Regions from separate parts of the Mus musculus genome. Here regions 2 and 3 are each linked to region 1. A link is a loop called in an ENCODE intact Hi-C map of the cell type or tissue named here. Cell type or tissue: gastrocnemius. All regions are shown on one strand. Each heading gives the region's core, and the rest is flanking DNA. Links, peaks and the distances in the headings are about the cores only. Region 1 overlaps Thbs4 (thrombospondin 4). Region 2 has its middle 44 kb from the start of Gm41020. Region 3 has its middle 39 kb from the start of Gm41019.

Evidence for each region. Hi-C counts contacts between places; a loop is a spot of excess contacts. Peaks named below come from ENCODE experiments on the same cell type or tissue, not always from the same donor. Only the 100,000 strongest peaks of a DNase experiment are listed, where the experiment ranks them.
Region 2: it touches region 1 in a loop (8-fold over the local background); 27 of 42 quality-filtered maps call a loop at or near these places.
Region 3: a loop joins it to region 1, with 4 times the contacts of the local background. A loop is called at or near these places in 7 of 42 quality-filtered maps.

Annotation. Positions count from the first base shown.
Region 1 is chr13:92,748,013-92,755,195 of GRCm38, reverse strand. Thbs4 (thrombospondin 4) reads left to right here. Exons shown (of 22, transcript NM_011582.3): 19 at 1-107; 20 at 756-928; 21 at 2,703-2,842; 22 at 3,384-3,610. The coding sequence ends at 3,445. Among named protein-coding and RNA genes, the nearest start is that of Thbs4, 43 kb to the left of the region's middle. In gastrocnemius, for the core only: a CTCF peak has its summit at 4,017 (motif pointing left); DNase peaks (open chromatin) are centred at 3,279 and 3,998; H3K4me3 peaks cover 1,455 bases; H3K27ac peaks cover 2,756 bases.
Region 2 is chr13:93,238,807-93,245,989 of GRCm38, reverse strand. No RefSeq gene overlaps it. Among named protein-coding and RNA genes, the nearest start is that of Gm41020, 44 kb to the right of the region's middle. In gastrocnemius, for the core only: no CTCF peak of the experiment used is centred there; a DNase peak (open chromatin) is centred at 2,621; H3K27ac peaks cover 1,272 bases.
Region 3 is chr13:92,963,393-92,970,575 of GRCm38, reverse strand. No RefSeq gene overlaps it. Among named protein-coding and RNA genes, the nearest start is that of Gm41019, 39 kb to the left of the region's middle. In gastrocnemius, for the core only: no CTCF peak of the experiment used is centred there; a DNase peak (open chromatin) is centred at 3,329; H3K27ac peaks cover 1,625 bases.

The DNA.
Region 1 (7,183 bases), core at 1,251-6,250:
ACCAAGACAGCTCCAGCTTCTATGTAGTCATGTGGAAGCAAACGGAGCAGACATACTGGCAGGCTACACCGTTCCGTGCAGTAGCAGAACCTGGTATTCAGCTCAAGGTAATGGCAGTTTGAATCCCCATGCCTTCTTTTCTTCTAGACCCTTCACCTTCCTTTATGTTTAGAGTTCCCCTAAAAGTCACTAAGTTAATCTGAGAAACGAGTGCAGTCAAGGAGAAACTTGGCTGGGGAGCCTTGAGCGACAACCTTGCCTGCCTTCTGTTGAGCCTGCACCTTTCAACCTATGCGACTCATACTGCAAATGTCAGGCTGAGTGGGGTCAAAGAGGCGGAGAAGGTTTAAGGCATACCTGAGGCAGACCGTGTTAAAAGCTAGCTAGCCAATGTGTTCAATCAAAGGGATGGACTACACAGGAACAACGGGCTACTTCTTTCACTCCTGCTAGGGCAGGAAGCACACTTCCACAGCCAGACATCCGTTGGGATCCCTCAGTGGGCAAATAGGCAGAGCGACAGATTTGTATCAGGAAAAAGGTAGAGTGAGCAGCATAGTGCCATCCACTGCTAAATTCCCCGGGGCTGGGGCCAGCTCAGTAGAAATGACACTGAAGGTTTATGCTTGTGCCAGCATGAAACTACATACCCTTGCAATGAACATGAGTCCACCTCTATGTTTACCTCAGACACCTGAAGCAGAAAAGGATCTATGTATGTCCTGACCTAACATTTTGCCCATGTCTTTGTCCAGGCTGTGAAGTCTAAAACTGGCCCAGGGGAACATCTCCGAAACTCCCTGTGGCACACAGGGGACACCAGCGACCAGGTCAGGCTGCTGTGGAAGGACTCCAGGAATGTGGGCTGGAAGGACAAGGTCTCCTACCGCTGGTTCCTGCAGCATAGGCCCCAGGTGGGCTACATCAGGTAGGCTGAGGGCCCTTCTGCCGTGGGTGGGGAGGACCAAGCTGCAGAGCTAAGGTACTTCAGGGGGGGCCATGCTTTGGGTGTGCTCTTAGGGAAGTGTGAGGGAGGAGCTGATGAAGGGGACAGCAGAGACGAGATGCTGAGATGGTACCCAGACATTCCCGAGACTCCTCCAGGCCCCATGGAACCTAGTCCACACTGACCAAAGAGCCCCCTTGCAGTCTGTCCTCGCTACTGGGTCATGAGTCCCACAAGGGCAGCCTCTGTGGTTTGGGTCTCACTAGTGTTCATCACAATGCCTGGCACGGACTGTGCAAGAGAGAACTGTTCATCCCGGGACTGGTGTGATGGCCTCGGCTTCTTTATAGGACTGTTTTGTTTCTGTTGCTGCTGTTTTGTGTGTTCAACTGCTCTTGTTGAAATGCAGTCAGGGTTCACGCCCCAGACTTGCAGCACGTGTGTGGTGTGCTCCGGGGTATGTGGGTTGCAGCTTCCTAGCCAGGGTGGGAGGTACCAGGTAGACGGATGCATCTAGTGAAAATAAGGCAGTGAGAGCTGATTCATGCTCTGTTCTCTGTGCCCTTGTGTCACCTGCCTCTGTTCACCACACAGGGAGACCAGGTGTGGCCAGGCCCTTACCTGATGGAGCTCAATGTGCCTTTTCTGTTCCAAAAATGAAATCAGAGCTATAAAAATATGATCCTTCTAAGTATATAATTTTAGAAAAGTCCATCTGAACCCTAAAACTGCAGAGAAATAAGAATTGATTGCTATACAACCAAAGGAAATAGCTCCTTGGAACCATTCCTAGACTCACATGAAGGTGGCATTTAAACACAGAGTAGTGTGTCTGAGAATTAAGTATTACAGTGGTGTTGACAATACCCATACAGGAGCCAACTCTTAATTTTCGAACAGAACGGCATGCTCAGGCACTTCTTGGTTTACCCTGGGGAATTAATTGGGGAGTTTAACTTAAAATCAATGCAGAAGAAAATGATGCTCGGGCTGGAGAGATGGCTCAGTGGGTAAGAGCACTGACTGCTCTTCCAAAGGTCCCGAGTTCAAATCCCAGCAACCACATGGTGGCTCACAACCATCTGCAATGAGATCTGATGCCCTCTTCTGGTGTGTCTGAAGACAGCTACAGTGTACTCATATATAATAATAAATAAATCTTAAAAAAAAAAAAGAAAATGATGCTCAGGGTAAAACGCCATTGCCTCTCCGAGGCGAGGCGCAGCTCACCTTCCCCATGACACTCCACAAGGGTACAGAGCACAGGGCAAGCTTTGGCTAACTCACTCCGGGGTATTGAAGGCTGGCATCCAGGGGCTTCTGTCCCTCAGTGCTACTATGACAACTGAAATTGCCCCCACAACTGCCTAAAGCTACTGATCAAGGCTCTGAGAGTCCACCAGTGAAATCAGCTAGACCAAAGAAGAAAGCGCAGGGCTTCTAGGTACAGTATCCAGAGAAAATAACTCACAAGACAGTGAAGCCACAAAACCACTTGTCCGTGATGTCAAGCTATTTTGTTTTAATTCACCAGCAAGTACCGATCCAGGAACTATGCACCTGACACCATGCTGGGCCTGTTAAAAACCAAGTTAGGGAGCCGTGGACTCTTGGTTCCTGTCCTGGGGAACTTCTAACCTCACTGGGGAGGGACCAACTAGAGTTAGTGGAAAACAACATGTCTGAATAAAGAGGTAAGTACAAGAGTCGGAAGTGGCACCATGTTCCTCACCGTGGACACCTGTGCTCTCTGCAGGGTGCGCTTTTATGAAGGCTCGGAGTTGGTGGCTGACTCTGGGGTCACCATAGACACCACCATGCGTGGAGGCCGACTTGGTGTGTTCTGCTTCTCTCAAGAAAACATCATCTGGTCCAACCTCAAGTACCGCTGCAACGGTAACCTTCATGCTGAGTGCCCCTCAACAGCACAGGGGAGCAACCAAGAAATCTTATTTCTATAACATGCATCCTCCCACCCCGCCCCCCCCCCCCGCCCCAAAGCCTCACCACCACGTGCGTGATGGTGATGTACCCTGCATAACATAAGAGGAAGGCAGAGCCAGGCTTTCCTGCTTCCCAAATCTGAAAATTGAAACCCATAGAATTTAACTGCATGTTTTAGAGTTAGGGGTTCGGTGAGAAATTCCGTCAGTTTAATTTACAGGCAGCCTTTCTTTTTCATTAGACTCAAACATAATCACAGACTAAAAAGGCACTCTGCCTGCTAATTTTCCCTAGGCCTATGAATAAGCCCTGCTGGGCTTTAAGCCAAGGATTTGCAACAAAGCAACCTGAAGTAGAAAATGGCTGCGAGCCTGTGGGAGTCTCAGGCGAGCTGACAGCGCCCCCTACAGGAGGCCTGGGCGGCATGTGGTGGCCATGATTCCAGCCTGGAAGGATCCTCATTAACTAACTACCACCCCGATTCTTGTTGCAGACACCATACCAGAGGACTTCCAGGAGTTCCAGACCCAGAGTTTCGACCGCTTGGATAATTGAGCCAAGAAGCAATCCCACAACTGCCTTCTCAAACACCAAAAGCAACATCTTTTTTAAAACTTCCTATAATTCTCTTTATATTATCATGGCTTTTCTTTTACCAGCCCAAATACGTCAAAACTTTTTATATGAATGTGGAAATAAAGAAGAGACTATTTCTAATAACCATGGTGCTCAGTCGTTTCTAATGGAAGCTCAGGCTTTGGTGATGTGTGTTGTTTTCTGAGGAATCCTTGATAAACTTACCAGATTGGTTTTATTCCCCCACCCCCACCCCCTTGAGTATGTACTGTGTGCCACGGAGCACGGGTATGAACCGGACAGCCAAACCAAAGGTCATTTCTGGGGTGACCCTATTTAGTGCCATGCTAAAGCCTGCTTTCTGTTCACACAGACTCCTCATTCTTGGAATGTAGTCTCCAGGGAAGCCCCCCACCCCCACCCCAGGCTTCGGGAGGAGGTGACATCCTGAGAAACCTGAACTAAGCTTGCCTTGTTCTTCTGACACCCTTCCCTCAGCCTTTCTGTCACCTCCTTCCACAGACACTTACGGATTTGGCTCCCCCTAGCGTCCTGTGAGTCAAATGGAAGAAAACAGATCTTGTCATTCTATGTCTGTCACTGTATTCAGATCCCACAGTACCAGGCAGGAAGCAAACAGCCAGTAAGCATTCGCTGGGCAGTGAAGGGAGAGTGGCTGCCTTTGAGGTAACAAAAACAGTGGGATGTAGGGTCTGGTGACAATGACAGTAGAGCCAGTCACCATGTGTACAGGGCAGAAGCTTTCTGCAGCTGTGTACTAGCCGATACTTTCCAGTAGTCAATCAAGATACCCAGAAATTTTATAAATCCCCTTGAGATTTAATTCTAAAGAAGTTTGGCAATTTATTTTATTATTATTTTATGGTTTTAGATGGGTTCTCATATAAACCAGACTGGTCCCAAACTCTCTGTGTGACCAAAGATCACCGTGAGCTTCTGGTCCTCCTGCCCCGACTTCTTCATACTAGGTTTAAAGGTATGCATCATACCTGGTTTCGTGTCCTGCTAGGTATTGAATTCTAGGCATACTAAACCAGCTGAGCCTCAACCACAGCTCAGCAATGTATTTTTCATTCCCATAATTCCCTAGAGTATCATAAATTATAAACATTCCTCCCACTTTTACCATGGCTATAGTATTCAGAGTTCACATGGCTGCCAATGACTCTTCTCAATCTCTGGGTGAAACACATCTACAGCCCTTCCTAAATTCCGAAATCCCTGGGCAGGGAGGGGGACTCAATGACAGGAAATGGTTACCTTTCAAGCACCCCTCTTTTACAGCTAACACCAAGGTAGCTTCTGAGCTCTACCACTCTCATTCTTCACTCTATAGTACAGGTACCTGTAGAGCTATTCGGATGCTCTCGCTCTGGGCCTCTCGGTGTTTTACCAGGCACTGTGAGGAAGGTTCCAGATCTTCTTCTGGAGAAATACTTCTTATCACTGAAGCCTATCAAAGCATGTACACAAAATACTGTCATCCACTAGGCAGGCGTGTTGTCTGATCAGATCTAGGGAGTCTAGGTTTAATCTTTGCAGCATCCTTCAGATCTCACCTTCTTCCTGTCCCCTCTTGTGTGATGTTCCCTCTGCCTTGGTGGGATTGATATAGGTGTCTCACTGAGAGCTGAACACTCGGACAGTCAATCTCGGGGCTTTGAAGGGTTGAGGCTCCTCTGCTTCCACTTCAGCTGGAGCATCCCTGGTCAGGGTTGACAACAGTGCCAGTCTATAAATGCTTAGAAGGCAGATTGTCAACATGTCAACGTATTGAAACAACAATAGGTTTCCTCTAGATCCTGTCATCTCCCAAGCTCTTGACCAGGTTTACAATACCGGACGTGAATTCCCTCCTGTGCGGCGGGCCTCCCATCATCCAATTAGAAAGCAGATCTTTGCCCCCCATAACCTTCATATCCTGTTGCACCAGTACAAACATTTTGCATGTTGGGGCCACTACTAGGGAAGACCATGGACATCTTTTCTCTCTTGAGAAGCCTGCATAACACTGTGAAGGCTAACAGACAGGGAGGAGGTTTTCCGGTCAGTTCTAGCTCTTTCTCTAAGAGATCCTGTAAATCCAACTTGATATGAATGGTCCCGGAGTTGAAGCAGACACAATCACTCACTATGTGAAGTCATTCCAATGTTTGTCCTGTCCTGATTGCTTCCAATGCTTAGGGTGGAGGAGACATCGCTGTGAGGAAAGCCCATGCCTGGGTGAAATCACAGAGGATATAGGGGAGAGTATCACCCAGGGTACAGGAGGAGGCAAAGAAAAGGAGTCATAGGCATTCTGCCCCTGCCTGATCAGGATAGGAGACCCTTCCTTCCCCACCCAGGGCACCAGCCTGTGTTTCACAAACAGAAGTGAGTGTCTGTTTCTTCACTATTCAGGTGGGCTCCAGAGTTAAGGATGATGTCAGAGGCACAGGAGGTAGTCACTATTATTTAAATTCCATCGAGCATCATTTTATGGTCCAGATTAGAAAGCTAACAGGGAAGGAAGCAGCTAATTAGTGTAAATAAGTAAACAAGTAAACAGAGTTTAAAATACCTGACCCTGAAGTAAGGCATCTTGGGAGCCAAGTGGCTGGTACCATGAACTGAGAGGAGGAGAGGTTCCGTTTGGAGCCACATGTGGGGTCCTAGCAACACTGGCTTTTTCTAGAATAGATTTCATTCTTTTTACCTTCCCTTATGTGTGTCATCCAATGCATGGTGGACAGACAATCCTGTCAGGTTAATGTCACGGAGATGTCATTGTCGTGAAGCAAAGGTCAATTAGTGGTCACCTTAGTCACCTGATGCCCCACGTAGCACAGCCCACAGTTGCATCAGCCTCTAGCCATTGGTTGCCCCATCTCCTCTGCCTGTCTGTCCTACTCTCATAATGATGAACACCTCATGTATAGACTAATGCTTTTCTCTTGAGCCTAAGTTCTTTTTCAGGTGGCAGTAGAATGCTTATCCTAAGGTCATTTGAAACTACAACCAAAATAACCCTTTCCTCTTTGCAAACAGATCCTCATAAATGCCATAACAATAAAGGAATGTTGGTTAACACAGGAGCAGGCAGGGATAGGGGGACCATAGGGGATATAGACCCACAGATCCCTCCTGAAGTGACCATGGCCACACCTAGCCCCATACTTTGAATGGAATAGACCACCTAGGGCCTTGAGTCTGTTTGAACCCGAATAATCTTGCATTTATTTCCCCAAATCCTAAACTTCCCCCATGGGCCTATTTTGGGTGTATGATCCCCCATGGGCCTATTTTGGGGTGTATGAAAGTCAGTTGTTCTAGGTCGCTGACACATCCACCACCACCTCTATGGAATTCGTCTACTCCCCACCCAAATGGAATGGTTGGACTCAGGGAAACATGAGAAGGAAGTGGGGTTAACTGTCTCCACATCTGAACCACCTCAGAGGTCAATTGCCTTACTGATGCTTTTCTGTTGCTGTGACAACACATCATGACCAGAGTAACTTATAAAGGAAAACATTTAATTTGAGGACTCATAGTTCCATAAGATTAGTCTGTGACCATTACAGTAGGGAGCATGGCATCAGGCAGACAGGCATGGCACTGCAGCAGTAACTGAGAGAGTTTACATCCTGAACCACAAACATAAGGCAGAGAGGACTGACCATTAATGCCATGTGCTTTTGAAACCTAAAAGCTGAC
Region 2 (7,183 bases), core at 537-5,536, 490 kb before region 1:
ACTGGGGAAATTGGATACGGGTGCACAGAATGAAAGGAAGTGTTCTGTCTCACAGGTGCTACAAAGTTAACTCAAGATGGATTATCAGTTCAAAGCCAAAACTTGAAACAATGAAACTACCCAAGGTAAACAAAGCAGAACCACTTCAGAACACTGCAGAGGGACAAGACTCCCAAAGCTACTACGAAACAAAAGCAAAAGTATAAAGTGAAGCCCACCAACCCAAATCTCACAACACAAGAGATAATCAGAGACAACACGGTAGACAGAAATGCCTCCGGCTGCGTTCTTTATATTCTGGATGGGGTTGGTGTTCAGAATATAAAGGTAATGGCAAAAATAAATAGTGAATACCCACAAAACAACCCATTAAATGACAGACAATAGACTTAGTAGTGATCTCTCGGGGGAGCACATATATTTGATGAGTATGTATATGGAAAAGAACTCACCATCACTAGTACCTGGGGAGACACCACTTTAAGCCATAATGAGATGTTACCACTAGTAAGAATAGCTATTATCAAAAAGATAAAAAATAACAAGTTCCAGGAAGGATGTGAAAAAAGAACCATTCCACTTCTGGTAAACCTGTGTGTTAATATCGCCACTGTGGGAAAACTATAAAAGTTCCTCAAAAAATTACAAATAAAAGAAATACATAGGGGTCTGGAGAGGTAGCCCAGCAGTTAAGAGCACTTACTGTTTTTCCAGAGGACCTGGGTTCTGTTCCCAGCACCCACAAGACAGCCCACTATCATACATAACTCTCATTCCACCTTCTTCTAGCCTCTGTAAGCACCAGGTCCACATATGGTACATATACGTATATGCAGGAGAGTACACACACACACACACACACACACACACACACACACACACACACACACACAACTAAATAAGACATAGCAAATGCTCGAGCAATGCTCTAGCTGGACACGCATCTGACAGACGTGACTCAATACACTAAGGACACATCTGTGTAGTCTTTTTTACTGTACGGTCATCACAATGGCCAGGAAATGGAAACAACCAAAGTGTTTGTCAGCTGATGATATAGAAAATGTGGTTCTGTGGACTAGTCTCTGAAGAAAAGATCGAATCTTGTCATCGTCAATGAGGTTAGAGATCATTATGTGCAGTGAAATACAGCAAGCACACAAAGACTAATACTACATTACATCATTTTACCTATATGTGAATAAAAAAGGTTGACCACAGGCTGGGGAAATAGTTCAGTCTACCAAGAGCCCGACTTGGAAGTTGAGAACCTGAGCTTGATTCCCAGAACCCTGGTGAAAGCAGTGAAAGGTGGGGTTGGTGGCATGCCCCTGTAATCTGAGCCTTGGGTGGACTGAGACAGGTGAGTCCCTGAAGCTGAATGGCTGGCCATCTTAACTGCTTCCCCTTACTGAGAAACCTTGTCTCAAAAAAAAAAAAAAAAAAAAAAAAAAAAAAAAAAAAAAGAGGTAGAGAGCAACTAAAGAAAGCAATAACATCTGATGTTGACCTTAGCCATCTACACCCCTCTTCCCCCCACACACCATACACACATACCACACACACACACACCATACACACACACAAAATACACACACACATCACACACTACACACACACCATACACACACACATCACACACTACACACACACACATCACACACATACCATATACAGACCACACACACACATACCATACACACACACACTACACACACAACACACATCACATACACACCATACATACACACACACACATCACACACATACCATACATACACCACACACACACATACCATACACACATATACCACACACATCACACATCACACATCACATACCACACACACATACCACACTCACACCACACATACACCCACATACCTCACAGACTGACAAGAATGGAATGGTGATTGCTAGAGATGAGAGGGGAGAAGGGAGATGATGAAACTCGGTCAGTAGGTACCAAGGTATAACTAGAGTAAGAAGTACTGGTGTGCTGTTGTAGTAGGGTTACTGTAGAAAGAAAATATTGCTGCATACTTCAAAAAGGTATAAGAAATGATTTCTGAGTGTTTTACTATAAAATTGTAAATATTTGAGGAGTCATGTTTAAGTTGAGCTAAACATTTTACAATATATACATATATTGAAACATCACAGAGTTCCCCATAATGCATACAACGTGTATGGTTTCATGTACCAGTATGTACTTATATGGTTTTATATTTTATTAACAATAAATTTGCCTTAGAAAAGGAGAGTAAAGGGTGTATTGCAGTGGTAGAGCTCTGCCAAGAATATGCAAGGAAATGCGCCACATAGTACAAAACACCAGTTTGATCCCCAGTATCACACAAAAAAAGTATTTACAAAAAAGTTAATGCAAAATAATAACTGTATTACTAAAAAACACAATTATTCAAAACATACTTATGTGAAACAGAAACTTTTAGTTTAAACGTATTTTTAAGAACAACTATAACTTCAAAATATCTTTGGTTTTTATATTGTTTAATTTTAATTGTTAAATGTATTTATAGCTCAGGGAAATTTTTGAGTCAGTAACCACCATTCTAAAGCTTGCTTCTCTAATTGCAGTGCTAGAGGCCACCACAAGGGGGCATGCAAAACTGTTGTTTCCAGGAGTGCTTCTGAAGTCACTGAATCAGACTGTTGTCAGAGCTCAAATGACCCAAAGGTCATCAAACCCACACTTTTGAACATGAAACTGAAACTCAGAAAGAAACCTAGTTTGTCTGGTATCACATGGCTATCCATAAATAGGGACAGAGCAGGCACTGAACGTACAGCTCAGTGGTAGAATATAGGAGCTCTGGGCTCAGTATACACACACACACACACACACACACACACAATACCGCACTGTAAACAGAGATATCCTTGATGTCATTTGGTTTCTCTTGTCTAGCACCAATTCAGTTCCTCTTCAACAGCATCCCTTGGCAAACGTCTGCCATCTTTGATAAATATCTATCCTTCCAGCCCATAGAAGCCAAGAAACCTGGGGGAAGTTTCTTGAATGCCTTCCTGGAATAATAGATAATAAGTAACATTCTAGAGCCCAAAATAGCGTGTGCTCTTCCCACTGAATCAGTTTCAGCAAGGAAACCATCATTGTCACCATCGAATGCACACTCTGAGGGCACTGTAGCTTCTGTCTCTTTGCTTCAGGAGCTCCTTTCGATCACTGTTACTATTTGTCTATCTATGGTAGATAAGCAAACCCTGTGTGTATTGATGTTGAACAGTTTACTTTGACTCACTGTAGAAAGGATGGTCTAGGAGATGTGGAATATGCAATGTCTCATCAATTAAATTTTTTTTGTAGCTGGAACATTTAGAAATCTCACTAATCTTCAAATATACAATTTATTATGAACTGTAGCTACCATCATGTAGAACAGCTCTCCTACTTATTCCTTCTAACTGAAAAATCTATCTTGATTTACTAAATCTCCCCACTTAGGTTTTTACTCTAGGACTTGTCCATACACACAGCAAGACCCATGCATAGAATTGTTTTATAGCAGTGTTGTTCATAAAGAGACAACTGAACAGTTTAAGTGTTCACCATCAGTTGAGCGGGTACCTAAACGTGGTCTACTCACAGTGCTAAATACTATGGAGTAGCAAAGCTGAATGAATTATACTTTAGTGTATCAACGGTTGAAGAACTAACACCGTGAACAAGTTACACATAATCCCACATACATACACTGCAAGCCAGGCAGAACGGGGTAACAAATGCATAGTGGTACACATAAATAATTTTAAAAATTAGAAGTAAGGAATGATTAAACAAGTTTTAATGTCTTAGTTACCCAGAAAAGAAGGAAAGGGGCATCAAGCATAAAAGAAACGTTGAAGATACTGACAGTATTACTTTATAATTCTTAAGATGCATCGTAGAGACTTTTAAATTTTTAATTTTATGTTCTTGTTTTAATGCCACACACACTCCCATTGGACTACAAGAAAGCTACGAATGGCAGGCAAAAATTTAGAAGGTAGTGGAGCTGGAAAGAGGAGCGTCCTCTTGTGCCACCACCCCCCTTCAATATTTCCCATGTTTAGGCTTGCAAGCTTAATTCAGTTCTGAGGACAGATGGCAGGGGAGCGAGGCTTGGGGACCATCTTTGAATCAAACGAGAGTGTAACCTTTTGATTGTCAATGGTACTGGGCTGGCAGATATCTGAGCAGAGGCAGCAGAGCTGGGGGCTTTTCCAGAGAGTTTATATCAGAGCAGAGAAGGACCCGTTAAGGGTCTGAAAGCAAAGCAACTAGAAAGAGCAGAGTCGCTTTCCTTCACCCCTGATGGAGTCAAACTCATTTATTGAACCAGTTACATGCGGTTAGCCAGAAAAGCTTTGGCCGTGGTCCTTTTTGGAGTGCAAATTTGCAAAACTTCTTTATAACTGCCATGTCTATTTCATTCCTGGAATTATAGGAGAGAATGAAAAGCTCTGCTAAGATTCAGGCCCCAGGAGAGCTCCCATACAGCCTCGTCTCCCCCCCAGCTGAGCTCTCTCCTCCCTCCTTCCCTCCTACCTCAGTCCTTCCTTCCTCCTCCTTTCTCTTCCAATTAGAAGCTAGCAATTCTTTTCCTAAACCAATTGGATGATTCACTTGCTCATCTCCAAAGTATAACGCTGGCATTCGTTAAGCAGAGATTGCACACTGTATTACTGGAATAATACATGCATTGAAATGACACAAGACATCATGCTGGGGTACTGTTGAAGGGAGTAAGGGGCCTTGGCAGGGGTCTAAATACTTTTGGGTTTTAGGAGACTTTTGTTTTGTTTTTGTTTTTGTTGTTTTTTGTTTTTGCTTTGTTTTGTTTTGTTAAAAAGACTTCCTCATAAAATGAAGAACTGTTTGTTCCCCCAAGAGATGTGAAAGACATAAGATTGCAGATTTGAAATGCTGCTCTTATTGCCAGAAACAATACTTTGGTCCTTAAGTGCTCATAACAACAGTTCTCCCACCCCTCCCGGGTTAGCAACTTACTGCATCTTGTCAGGAATTCTCTCAGGAAATGATATCAGATGCTCGGCCCGGCTCTAAACCTACTCACCACCTACCCACCAGCTCTGGTCTTCAACACTCGTTTTCTTCACTGCCTGCTTGTTTGGAGGGAAGGGAGAACGGCGAGCCTCGTGATTTACGTGAAACTACTTCCAGGAATCTGCCTCAGCTCTCTCTCTCTCTCTCTCTCTCTCTCTCTCTCTCTCTCTCTCTCTCTCTCTCTCTCTCTAAGATTTGTTTATTTTATTTACATGAGTACACTGTAGCCTGTCTTCAGACCCACCAAAAGAGGGCATCAGATCCCATTACAGATGGTTGTGAGCCACCATGTGGTTGCTAGAAATTGAACTCAGGACCTTTGGAAGAGCACTCAATGCTCTTAACCGCTGAGCCATCTCTCCAGCCCCCTGTCTCAGCTTTAGAAGGGTGTTTTATACCAGGTGTGGTTTGAACATTCACTCCAAGGAGAAACATCCTTCATTAGGTAGGTTTGAGTTTCCAAAGCAGACCCATTACTCTCAGATTTAACTAGCAGGGCAGACTTGTAGGTCAACCAGTTTGATTTTTTCCACACGGTGTTACTTTCAGATGGCCACAGGGCGAATTCCCTTTGAGGTTTCTGGTCTTGTAATGCAAGTTCTAGCAAACTGCTCGGCAGCATCTCATCTGCGGAGACCTCCCAAGTCTCTGAGTTACAGAGTTACAAGCGGTTTACTCAACATGGCAACCTGAGAATTTCAGCAGGCTCAGGCGTCAGCTCAAACGCTGGGACTTGCTCTGCCGACGTTGCCGTTATTAGCTAAAAGACTCTGAGTACCTGGGACTTTATATCTAGGTTGCACATTGCACCCGAACACCTTGATACCAGGTGTAATTTTGGCTCAGGCGAGGTAAAGGAAGCGATTCTCTCTCTCTCTCTCTCTCTCTCTCTCTCTCTCTCTCTCTCTCTCTCTCTCTCTCTCTCTCTCCCCAGCTTAGGCGGGAGGGGGGGGGCGGGGAGGCGGGGCGGGGGGGGGCGGGGAAGGTCAGTAGCCACAGAGGCTTTAAAAAAAAACAATAATTGGTTTAAAAGATAACAAGCCAGGAAAAAAAGAAGGCAGAAGGTAATCAGATTAAGTGAAAGGTGAAAAAGAGCAGAGAGCAACTCAGAGAGTGGGGCAGAAGAGAGAAACGGGGTGGGGGAGGGGAGATAAGATGTGGGAGAGGACACAGAGAACCAGAAACAGATGCAAGAGGAGTTTGTGTGGAAATCTTAAGCCTTTGAGTGTCACATACACTAGATGACCTATAGCTTAATTTTACCTTTAAAAACAATCAAAAACCTCCCACATTTATTGTACAGTGCCTTTAAACTTTCTTCGAACATAGTATTGCTTTTTCTTGGTGCATTTGATCATTTTGCCCTGTCATTTAATTTTTAGAATGCATTTTACTTACATCTCTCATTAATGTGATAAGATGTTCAACAGAAACTGCAGCTCGGTGGAGGACTACTTTATATGGGCTCATGGTTTAAAGGTATCGTCCATAAGGCACCGAGTCAGGAAGGTGGTGAAGTGAACTCTGTCCAGAGATAATGGCCGAGACTGCTCAACCACACCTCGGTTATCTAGCCAGGGACCGGGCCTGTCAGATGGTGCCACCCACATTCCAAGGTCTTCTTCCCTCTTCAGTTAAACCTTTCTAGAAGTGCCCTCAGACACACTCACGTTTCCATAGTGTTTCTACGCTGAGTCAGACTGACAATGAAGACTCGCTGTTGTAGAAATGGATATGATATATCCTGTTGAGTTTAAACAAACTATTTGAAATGGGATAAAGCAAACACATTTAGCCAACGCCTGGCATATCATAAATGCTCAGTAAACACGAGTCCCTTTCCTGTGGAACAGTGGGTTCAAATGTTTTCACTGATGAAAAAGATAGGAGAAAAAAAAACCTAACAACTAATGGACGCTGCTGTAAACACGTGCTTCTTTCTTTATTGAGTCTAAACTTTAGAATATAAAGTCTTCACAGCTTTTTTTTTTTTCCTTTGGTGGGGAAAGAGTCCACTCAGCATAGAATTTGGGGCCTCAGTATGTTAACCAGTCTACACTGCATTGTGCCTGGTGCCCCTGCTGGTCTTTT
Region 3 (7,183 bases), core at 651-5,650, 220 kb before region 1:
AAGCAAAGACTTACTCCTAGACCATTGGTATCTTGAGTATTAGTTACTGTTTGCTACTGCAGCAAAGTACCAGGAACTTGTCGGATTGGTCAGAAGTTTAATGTGCATCTCACAAGGTTATAGTTAAAGTATGCTAAAGATTTTTTTTTCCATTTCTAAGGCTACTCAGATTCTTTGGCCTGTTGCCTTCTCAAAGCTGGCTGTGTAATATCTCTCTGATCCATCTTCCATCATCATATGACCTTTTCTCAGAGCTTCTTTTGATTTTATCCTCTACTTTTACAAATTTTAGGCTTGGTAACATGCTTCTAAGCCCACTACACAGGAAGCCAAGGGCTAAGACAGGAGGATTTTGAGATCTGGAGCTGCTTGAGTTGGTAATGAGACCTTGGCTCAAACCTCAAAAACAAGAGGGAGAAAAGCAAACTAAGGACAGTGGCTCACACCTGCAATCCCTGTACTCAGAAGGTGCAGACACAGGGATCAGGCGTTGTGGTTAGAGTATGGTGGCCACCAGCTGGAAGCCAAGCTTTTAATACATGAACTTTTGTGGGTTTGGAGGTCAGGGGTGGGGAGTGGATAATGTTCTACTCAAACCGTAAGGGTCTGTGATGTCTGACCTATACTAAAGGTTTCTACTGAGGTAGGAGCAGCCAGAGAAGTTGGACTTTGAGAATCTTCAAGCCCTAGGCAACAGTAAATATTCTTCTAGAACATTCAGAAAGCACTACCACCTAGCCTCAGCAGAGGAGTTAGGCTTCCAATGACTTCCCCATTTAGCAACTGTGTAGATGGGCAAACCACATCCTACTGGAGTGCAATGGAAAAACACAAGTGCCCACTTGGGCTATTCCCTGCAGACTCTTGGGAGTGATGGAGAAAGAGTGGTAGACCAGTTGTCCCACCAATCCAGACAGGTGGGAGCTTGAACAGCAAAGTATGGAACCTTCATTTTAGTCTGGGGACACAGACATCAGGTTTTAGTTGGAAGGCAGAGCTCCCAGATTGAGGAGCTGGTGACAGAGGAGTGTCTATAGAAGAAGTACAATCTTTGTCCCTTAGGGATGGACTTCCTACATTTGATCCTTGTGGGGGTTGAACAATTCTTTCACAGGGGTAACCTAAGACCATCAGAAAATGGATAAGAACATACAGACATTTATAGTATGATTTGTAACAGTAGCAAAATTACAGTAATGAAATAACCACAAAAATAATTTTATGGTTGGGGTCACCACAACATGAGGAACCATATTAAAGGGTCACAGCATTAGGAAGGCTAAGAACTACTGTTTCAGAGCGTCTTCTGGAACTGAGGCCTCCCAGTCTCTTCCAAGGCATATGGTGGGGTACCTCAGTGGCAGAACAGGGTTTCGTTGTCAAAAAGAGAGGGGAGGAGTATCCTGGAATCTCCTGGAAGCTGACTTCTTAATGAGGGTCTTTTGTTCTCAGGGATCTCACCCTTTCCTTCTGTGCCAACACTGTATCTCCTTGAAGATTTCCCCCTATTTCTTTTCCTCAAATGTCTTCAGACCAAAGTCCGGACAAGAATATATACTTCATGGTTTTTGTTTCCTTTTCCTTAGTGTGCTTTAAGTGAAGAAAATGAGCTGTTCCAAGTCTTGGTCTCAGGCACCTAGCTCACAGTGGTCCACAGAGTTACGTGTTCCTATCATTTTTAATGGTCCGACATGCATCTCCAGGAAGAGACCCAAGCGCTTTTACCAACAGAGAAGAGGCGAGACAGTAATGGGCTCATTGATAAGCAGTTCTCACAGCTGGAATTCCCACTGGTCATGGAGCAGCAAGAATGAAGGAAGGGCTTGACTCAGTTCTAAAGGACATTCTGTGTTAGCTGTACCTTTTCCTAGACTTGTCCCATGTGACCTTATTTCTCATTTTCTCTTTGGGCAACGTGCTGTGAGTTTTCACCCATGAGGAAGTGACAAATGCTACTTTCAGCAAACAGCTATAGGGAGATACTTTGTGAGTGGTTCCAACTGAGCAAAACTGACGGGAAATTCTGTCACATAGGACAAAGGGGACTATAGAGGCTTGAGTAATTAGGAAAAAGAAGACAAAACAACAATAATAGCTTCCTCCTCCTCCTCCTCCTCCTCCTCCTCCTCCTCCTCTTCCTCCTCCTCCTCCTCTTCTTCTTCTTCTTCTTCTTCTTCTTCTTCTTCTTCTTCTTCTTCTTCTTCTTCTTCTTCTTCTTCTTCTTCTTCTTCTTCCTCTCCTCCTCCTCCTCCTCCTCCTCCTGCTCCTCCTCCTCCTCCTCCTTCTTCTAGACAGAATATGTGTTGTGTTGCCCATGTTAGTCTAAACCTCTGGGCTCAGATGAGAAAGGTACTTAGTCTTTCAACCTCCCAAGTAGCTAGGACTTTTTGAAATTAGCCCTTAAAGGATTGGCTAAGCAGAAAGAGGGTTCGAGAAGACAATTTAGATGAATTAAAGAGGATATGGTAATATATTGGACATATGTGTAATATAATTATATATGTAAAATAGTGCAAAATTCAAGAGGATTGGGTGATACACAGTCACAGTGTGTGTGCCCGGGGTCCCCATAACTCAACTCTTTTTCTAGAGGTAATGTTAATATTAGCATGTAGTTAGTAAATGCAGAGAACCCATCCATTCCCTCACTCGAGGCTGGATGATGGAACCATCTTTTAAGAACAGAATCAAGCATGCATGTTTCCATTGTTTTCTCTGTGGTGAGTCACATGGCATCTCTTTCCAACCTCTTACTCCACACTAAAGACTCCACACACCATATTGTGGGCCAAGTTCCTGTACCAAAATGTAGAAAATTTGAGACCAAAGGTAATTATCTCTGCCCCCACCCAGAAATCCACAAAACTCTTCAGAGACTTTGGGTTCCTACAGGGCAGTCATTGTGGGCTTGAGCCAAAAAGGAACAGAATCCAGATCTAAGGCACTGGGTGCCCTGGCAGACCCGTGGCATAATCAGTCATTAGATGGAGACCAGACTGGCTCAGGTGGGGACAGAGGCAAGGCTTCCTCTGCCAAGAGCTAGTGTGCAAAGCAGTTCCCCAGAGAACCCTTGAAAACCATTGGCATGCATCATGACTCTCACAGAGGGGTTTACAGACTGGGGAAGAAAACTGAGAGCACATATTTGGAGCCCAGCTCTCCCCAGCTGGGTTTCCTGACCAGTGAAGGCCTCCCTCATGGAAAGGTTACAAGGGAAAGATTCCGATTTTTCTTCCCCTGCTGTGAAATCAATTAAAAACAGGATGGATACAAAATGGTTTTATAACCTCCTCCACCTCCTGGCATGCTTTCTTCTTGGGGATGGGCCAGCCCAGAGTGAAGAGACCAGAGTCTCATGGTCTGAAAATTCAGCAGCAGCTTAAAGAACAGTGGCCTGTTGCTCCAGCTCTCCTCAGGGGACCTGAGGCTGGCTGGGAAATGTCTCCCTGGAAAGTGCAGAGAGAGAGGGGGATCCCAAGGAAGGGGAGTGTGAAGGAGGCTCCAGCCAGCCTCAGCCTCCACAACCCACAGGGTCCTCAGGAATAAAGCAACCAGATTTCAAAGAGACTTTATCCCCCAAAGAATAATTCAAAGGGCTTGTGATGCTTAGACAAAATTGATTTATAGGAACCAACATCAATAATTGTTCTTGCTTGCTTTAATCATAGATGGCCTTTACTGAGGACCACTTTGATCCAGGCTCATCATTAGGCGCTTTCTGAGATTACCTCTGATTCGTGTAATACCATGCCAGATTAAGTAATATTTTCTCCAATTTCAGTATAAGAAAAATGAGGTCCAGAGGGGCTAAATAATCTGGCTAACACAAAACAGTAAATGTCAAAGTCAAGTCTAATTTACATTGTCTGCTAACAATAACAATGCTACTTTAACAGTAGTAATTGTAATAATAGATGTTATCAGCTGAATACCCGTGTACCTGATACTGGGCTCTTTGGAACGTGATACCTGAAATCTTCATAACAGGTAGGGAGAAAGCTTCCCAAGATCATGTTACAGATGAAAAGCTTATAGCTCAGCCAACAGCTCAAGGACATGCATGAACTGACTTGGTGAGTCTGGCTTTGAACCCAGGTCCTTTGATACTGGTACTCAGTCCAATGTGACTGGATGAAACTTCAGGGATTCAGGATTACACACTCGTCCCTAGGTGTTTTTGATACTTCTGTTGTCTCCAGACAGAGGCCCCAGCTTGTCAATGGTTCTCTGAGACTGAACTGAGCTGTACACAAAGAACACAACAGGCTCTGCCAACACACATTGTTCTCAGCTGCATGTAATGTTTCCTAAGGTCTTGGCCAACTTGGCTCAGGCATTTTAGACATCTTGAGGGCCATGGTTCTAAGCATCCTGAGTGGATCGACAGATTCTGTTGGGACACTGTGCTTCAAACTACAAAGCTGCCTACATTTTCCCCAGTGAAGAATATTAGCTGGAACTAACTGGTCATTTCAGAGTATGGCTGTCCAGTGTCCACTGCACTCTTGACGAGAAGTTATGTGGATGAGATCCCATGGTTTAGATCCCCTCCCTACTCGTTAGATAGCTCTCACTAACTGTCTTCTCTGGACCTCTGTACTTTCTAAAGCACAGTAAGACAATTACCACTGTTAGACTAGTCCTCCCCTCTCCTTCCGTCACCCATGGACGATGGTGAGACAGTTCACAATTGGGTAGACTTGGAGAAATAGCCAATAGCATGCATGGGTGGCATGTGCCCACAGCTAGAACATAAGCTTCCTCAGGCTCCCTCTGTGCCCACGTCTCTCATGATAGTCAACTTCTAGCCACTCTGACTCAGGGACATTGCCCTGACTTGAAACACTTCCCTCTGAGGGTCTTAAAAGCTCACTCTGAAAGTCTAGCTAGACTTGAAAGTAAAGCTTATTTCTAGAACGATCTATTTCAAAGGTTTATTTCTTGACACTTGAGATTGCCATGCCATTTCAGCTGTCCCACTAGTACCAGTGATTAGTCATTCATTCATTCATTTTCCTTCAATGAAGGTCTATTGAAACTTCTCTTTCAGGGACCAAGTACTGACAAGTACTGTGAACAAGGAACTTAATTGACAAATGGTCCAGCTATTGTGCTCCATGATCCATTACTGCCTCTGTACTAGGGTCATGCTTCCTGTGGGCAGCTCCTGGCCACTGAGTGTGACTAGGATGCAAAGGCAGCCTTTTCCTTGGGAACATGCTCCTCTGGTGGCCACCTATGAAATAAGGTATCTCAGCAACCATTTGACCCACTTTCTATTGCTGCATGTTCTAGGATGCTTCTGCCCAGTCGTTTCCCATGTTCCCCTTCCCTTGGAGCCAGCCTGCTCTGTTCTCCTGTGTGCTACAGGCCTGGATGACATCGCTCAGGGATGCTGAAAGAATTAGCTGACAAAGAAAGATGAAGATGAAGGAAGGGGCAGGGACTCAGGGCAGACCAGCACATTCCCCTCCTCCTCAGGAGGAAGAAATGTCAAACCTTCAATGCCCTTCCTTTAAAAATTCCAGACCATTTTTGATAGAAAGCAGAGTGTTTCAGGAATAAGGAATTGTTAGTAGAATCATTTATTTTATTTTATTTTATTTTATTTTACCTACAAGATTTTGTTTTCCTCCCCCTAATAAATTTTTACCCTTATGGTGGCAATAAGAAGGCAGAAGAAGATTCTACTGTCTCATGTTGGTAGGGCCAACTCCTGACTAGAAGCCTAGGTAGACTCCAGGCTGGACCAGCCCAATAATCTGGCATGCTTGTATGGAAACCAACACTGGGTTCTCTGTAACTGATGGCAGTGAGCTTCTAGATCCTTCTAACCAGTAGTCTAGATTCAGGTCCCTCGTGGCTGCCCAGGGAGAACATCCCAGCTCTGGCTGCCACTTGGCAAGCAGAGCTCTCACTGCACACACATAAATTGCTTTTCTGGTTTTATTTTTTAAAAACAAATAAAAGAATAACATTGACACCCAGGGAGGCCATTAGAGAGAACAGGAGTAACAAGGAAGCAATGAGGAACCTGTGGGTGTTTGGTGAAGGTAAATGAGGTTGGGTTGGGCTGTTCGGTGGGTGTGGCTGCTCTGTCAGGATTTCCACAGTGTCTTTCAGATCCATTCTTTATCTGTGTGGTTCCTGGAGGTTATGTAGGCGTGCCAGAGCACTACAGTTACAGCGAGAGGAACAAACGACCCTACAGGGGAGTATTTGAGGAAGTATTTTTGACCACTAAAAGGAAGTAGATCTTTACACAGCCTGGAGTCTTTGAATGGAACCCACCACCCCCAAAGAGTCTGAGGTAAAAATTAACAAGGGCCCTAGGAGTCACTGATATTAGCTGTACTGGTCATTAGGATTATGAAGAACAAGTCACCGTGTTCCTACCGGAAAGTTCTCCGTAGCTCTCTAATAGAAGTCATCAAAGCCACATTGCATTCCTTAGGGTGCTGGGAACATAGAGTCTCCTTTCTCTGCAGGATGGTGGTATCTTGTTGTGTTTCCCACCCTTCCTTCATTGGTATATTGCCACTTTCTCGTCAAACCCAGTTCAAATAGACCCTCCTCTCAGAGCAAGGCTGATTGCTGCTTCCTCTTTACAAAGCACATCCCATGTCTACTTCTCTACAAGTACATATGTACTTGTGTACACAACTAATATACAAACTTCTCTAGGACAGAGACCATATCAGATTCATGTGCCCATCTTCACTGGTTGGTATGGTCACTGGTTCCTGGAGCTAGCCCATGGTCCCTGAGTGGAATGTTGAATGAGTAGGGAGGTATTGAGCTTCATCGGCCAACACCTCACTGCTTATGACTCAAACAGTGTCCTTCAGGGGCTTCCCAGAGCTTTGTGCCTGTATCATGTGAGCAATCCTCTTCTTCTGGACAGACATCTGCTTAGCTAGGCTAATATACATGCTTGTCTCCAGAACAGTCATCAGGCTGTCTGAAGTCACGTAGCCAAGAGGCTTGTTAAGATTTTAGTGTCTCTAACTGTGTCTCAGAGGCAAGTGAGTCAGGTCCCAAGAAGTCTGGACTAGAAGTCTTGCCAGTGCACATTCCAGAGCCTAGGAGATTCTAGAAAAACAGACATATCACCTTTCAGGCTGAAATCACTGGGCACTGCATTTGAAAGCTGGGTTTCCTACCAGTCCTTAGGTTGTGAATG